2 separate regions of the Homo sapiens genome follow, and region 1 is linked to region 2. A link is a loop called in an ENCODE intact Hi-C map of the cell type or tissue named here. Cell type or tissue: heart left ventricle. All regions are shown on one strand.

Region 1 (2,500 bases), 67 kb before region 2:
AAAAACCATATTAAGCTATGGTGGAGAAAATAAAGGACAGCTCTCTCATCTTAGCGGGAGTGAGGTTGAGGGAAGGTACAGAAAGAATATGAGATGTCCTAGGCTTTGGTGTGAGCATGGGGTTGAAGCAAATAATTACCAAATCCTTTCACTTCGATTGTCACTAAACCAGCTCTCCAGTGCTCTTCATAACCATTTCCATATATCTGTGGTTTACATAGTTGCCATTTTTTCAGTAGTATAGAACATTCCATTATGTTAACATGTCATAGTTTTGTCAGCCATTCTCATACTATTAGCTGTTTAAATTCTTCTTCCTTTCCTCTCTTCTTACCCTCCCCCACTCCCTTCCTTCTTCCCTTCCTCCCTCACTCCTTCATTTTCTCTTTTATTTTTTAATAGGGCTGCTGAGAACATCTTGCACTAATTTCTTTCTTCCTTTGGATTATTTCTTTGAACTAATTCCCCAGAGTAGAATTATTGGGCCAAAGGATAAGGAGAGCTTGTTACATATTTTAGGTTGCATTCAGGAAAGATTAGACCAACTTACAGGATTCCCAACAATATGAAAATGTATCTCCATGCTTAATCAAGACTCTGTTTTCTGTGGGTTGGGATAGGCCAAAAACTCTGCCTTGGAAAATAAACCAGTCTGTTAAGTAGGATGGTCAACCTAGGAAGGTGACAGTACTGGATAATGGCAAGGGGTTCAAGCTGGCAGAAAGAGAGATGGGTAATTGACTGAGGACATGAATAAGAGCCATGGGGAACCATAGCTGTAGGGAAACCGTGATGCCTGCCAGCAAAGGACCTGGGGACAGGAAAATAAAATGCAGATTCATTTACCAGAGTATGTAGAAAGTGAGTTCTTGACCATAAGTAACCATACAGGACCCTGGAAATATAACCAGTACCAAAATCTAGGACCAGCTGGAAGGTGGGTGGGCATGTGGGACTAGGAAGCAGAGCTTTGTGTACTCTAACCCTGGCCTAATTGCATTTTTATCATTTTTATTTATTTTTGCTAAGTTAGTAGTTATATAATGATACCTTAAAATGATCTTTAATTACCTTTATCAAGTTGTACATTTTTTCCAGGTTCATCTCTTTGGACCACTTTTTCAAGTAAATCTGGTTATTGACTCTTTTTAATTATATGCAGTGGATGATAACCTTATATCACTTACATTTGTTACATTGAGCTCTTCTGTGCGCTCTGTCCTTTTGATATTTTGTATTATATTTGCTATATTTTTGAGTATAGAAATTTTCTTTTTTTATATTTGAAAATGTCTGTGATAATATTCTACTTTTTTGGCAGTTATAAAGTTCTCTCTCTTCCACAGTTGGAGTGAATATGCTATTCTGTTTTCTTCTACATATATTTTCACTCTCTAGCCTGCACGTATGGTGTGAGCTTAAGGCTCTAACTTACTCGTTGTCTTACTGTTTACTCTCCAGTTGCTCACTAGCACTTTCCCCTCTGTAATCGGATTGCTTCTGGCTTGTCGTGTCCACCCTTTCATCTTTATTTCTGAATTCTATTTTGGGTTTTTTCTATTCCAACTAATACCATATCTTCTTTTAAAATAATTCTTCTTTTGTAACATTTTAAAATTTCGTAGTTTGAAACCACTATCATAACTTTGGTGTTTTTCCTTTGGCATTTTGCCTACTTTTCCAACACATGTTTTAGTACCAATATCAAGTTCTGTAAAATCAGTGTTTTATTAAATCTACATAATAATTTAGGGAATGTTGTCATCTTTACTATATTTAGTTTTCCCAGCATGGAGCAAATAATATTTCTTCATTTATCTGTCTGTCTTTAATTCTGCTGTCAGACTTTATGTCATCTTTGAATAAGTCTCTAATTTTCTGATTTAAATTAATACCCATTTATTGAATTTTTGTCAGAATTATAAATGGGGTCTTTTCTACTGTGTTTTCTGGCTACGGCCCATAGTATATAGGCTTGTAGTAGTTTTAGATGGATTTTTATCCTGCAACTTTGCTGAAGCCATTTAGCTAACACTAGTTATTTTAAGTTGATTTTATTGAGTTCTGTAATCATATAACTTTATAACTTGATGATATAGAGCTATGACATATATCAAATGTATTTTTTCCTTTTTCCCCATGTTTATATTTTTAATTCTTGTTCCTCTCCAATATCTAATTGCCTATTCAGTCAAGTAGCTACCCTTGCTTCCCTATGAACTAGGAAATAAAGGAATCAGCTTACTCCATGAAAGTCGCAGCCAGCACATAAATGGATTAAGGTGTAAACGTGATATTCTCTTTGGGAGATGAAATGGATCCCAAGTGAGCAATATTGGACTTGTTGGAATGTGTTCACATATGTGAAGAAAGAATGTATCAAACCAAAGCTAGGGAAAGAATAAGAAAAAATAATGTTAGAGAATTTGGCAGTAACTATTCCAGCATTATCCAAAATAAAGGATGGTTTCGCCAGTGAATTTTGAATAATGTGAAAGTG
Region 2 (2,500 bases):
TTTTTCCCCCTTTCAGATAAAATTAAACTGTGGAGTTACCATTTAATCCACAAGTGTAAGAATAAATTGGTTTTTTAGTCCCAATTCTGTAGAAAATCAAAACTAGTACCAAATATTTTTATTTATAAACATTTTTATTGTGGGTGTAGGCATATCTGTGTGTAGACAGATAGAATGAGGTGCCCCCCGAAAAAAGACGGTGGTGTCATCTTTTGTGGCCAGCCTAGTGAAATCCTCACTCTCCTCAGATGCCTCCCAGCCGGCAGCCACCCTGCTTCCCCCATGACCTTCTTCTGAGTGTGAAGCTCTGGGTGCCAGCGCTTCTTCCAGCCAAGTCAGCAGGTGGGCCAGGATCAGCTTGAGAATTAGTTTTCTTAACAGCCCCAACTGGCCACTCTCAGAATAATTCTGTTAAATGTGACCTCTTGTGTTATGTGGAGTAAGTCAGTAGCTGGCTATCAGGGAGACTTTAGAGACCCAGAGAGCTTTATGCCTAAGGGGAGAAAAAGAACATTTTTCTTGTCTTGAGGCAGGTCACAGAAAATGTACACATGGTGCTGGGGACAAAGGTCTAGGAGAAAAGCAAAAGGCAGTCACCCCTGCCAGATATCTAATAGAATGCCAGAGTTAGACATGAATGCCATAAGAATAATGAAAAACTGAGAGCCATGGGCCTTAGGAAGAGAAAATGGAGTAAATCGGATGATAGAGCAAGAGAAGTTGTGAACCCAGCCAGAAAGAAAGGTAAGGGTGAGGCAATCTGTCCCCATCTTAACACAATGTACTCCTAAGGGTGAGACTTGTGTAAGATCGGCTGGGCTGATGGAGCTGGGTCAGAGGCCTCAGAATTGGACTCACGTGGCCCAAGGCTCTAAGGTAATGTGATCTATCGTCATGGAGATGAGAATTGAGGCCATCCACCCCTTGTGGGTGTTTTCCTCAGGGCACTGCCCATTGCACATTGCTAGATCATTTCCATCTGGCTTCATCTCTAGGCCCACTGCTATGCACCTCTTAGAAACTATCAGGTGGTACTGAAAACTGAAGATGAATTTTCTCATGGAGTTCTCTTCTTAGAAACTCCTAGACTCAGTGACTGATTGCAAAAGGCACATCTGGCACAAGAAAACAGACTCCTACAACTTGTTGCACTTAACATCTTGATACCAAGGATCATAGGGATGGAAAGACAGTGCTAATCCCCATAAACGTGTGGTGTCTGGTCACTTCTGTGCATTCCGTGCAGTCAATAAAATACAGTGTTGATGGAACCCAGTGCAGGTGGAGTAGAGCAGTTCCACATGTGCAATTGGTATTTGCTCTTCTTCCCTTCAGTGTGTTTTTTGTTGTGTCAAACACAACCGAATGAGAGTTGCCCCTACACCCCCACGTGGAGTTAGAGGAGTGCGTCCTGGCCTGGAATAGGTCTCTCTTTCTGGGCCACTCTGTGGGCTGTCTGAGCAGTGGAAGCATAAATATAAACCTCGGGCACATAAGGACACACACAGGCCGCAGAGCCTGTCAAGGGCTCTGTCATGTTCCGAGTGAACAGATGTTTATCCCACAACATTTTTTTTTTCCTTCTTGGAGTTTGTCCAATGCATTAAAAAAAAAACTAAACTGTTTACACTAATTATTCCCTTTTGCTGCCTTTGCTTGTTTTGTTTTGCTCTTTTCTTTTTCCCATACATTAAGAGCTATTCGTGTGAGGAAATTCTGCCCAGCTGCTTTCTGGAACAGATACTTCCATAGCTTAAACCAGGAACCCTTTGTTCTTGGATCTGAGTGGAGCTCAGATTGCCTTGTCACATGTATCTTGGCGCTTCTTCCCTGAAGTTTATAGGCTTTTAAAAATCCATTTCCTTTTTACCCCAAAGATAATCAGCTTCCATAACTTTTCTTAAAGTAAATAACTCCAGATCCCTTCATGGTTTCAGATTTTCCCGTATGCTTCAGTCAGGATTTTATTCAGCAATCATTTATTAAGTACATTCTTAAGTTTGGTGAGTACCATACCACTGTACTAGGTATCAAAAGAGAAACCCTTTCCCCTTTTATTGGTTTGTTCATGTTTTCACTTATTTTTTCATTTCCTTCATTCAAGAAATATTTGTTTAGCTCCTACTGTGTCCCAGGTACGGTTCTGGGTGCAGAGGAATCAGTGATAAGCAAAAACAGACATCGTCTTTGCCTTCAAGGAATTGCCAGTGTACTGCGGGAGAAAGACGTAAAGAATTAATTGCAATTCAGGGTGATACATACTATAATAGTAGGGTGTTCAAGTTTCTTTGAGGAATGTGAAGGGTGTAATTGGCTCTGCCTCAGGCATCAAAAATAACTTTACAGATTACTGGACATGTGAGAGGATTCTACAGAGAGAGGACAGCACATACAGAGGTGAGGAGGTATAAAGTATGGTTGGTTCGGGGAGCTTGATATCTGAATGCAAAAACAGCAGATGCAAGAGGTGAAGCTGGAAAACTAAGTTGGGTAGCCAAGT

The links. Hi-C counts contacts between places; a loop is a spot of excess contacts. Peaks named below come from ENCODE experiments on the same cell type or tissue, not always from the same donor. Only the 100,000 strongest peaks of a DNase experiment are listed, where the experiment ranks them.
Region 1: a loop joins it to region 2, with 2.4 times the contacts of the local background. A loop is called at or near these places in 3 of 110 quality-filtered maps.

Annotation. Positions count from the first base shown.
Region 1 is chr2:28,096,387-28,098,886 of GRCh38, forward strand. All of the region lies in intron 6 of BABAM2 (BRISC and BRCA1 A complex member 2), which reads left to right. Among named protein-coding and RNA genes, the nearest start is that of MIR4263, 100 kb to the left of the region's middle. In heart left ventricle, no CTCF peak of the experiment used is centred here; no DNase peak of the experiment used is centred here.
Region 2 is chr2:28,162,931-28,165,430 of GRCh38, forward strand. All of the region lies in intron 7 of BABAM2 (BRISC and BRCA1 A complex member 2), which reads left to right. The region is part of intron 1 of LOC100505736 (a long non-coding RNA gene); the gene reads right to left. Among named protein-coding and RNA genes, the nearest start is that of BABAM2-AS2, 150 kb to the right of the region's middle. In heart left ventricle, no CTCF peak of the experiment used is centred here; a DNase peak (open chromatin) is centred at 1,481; H3K27ac peaks cover 2,249 bases.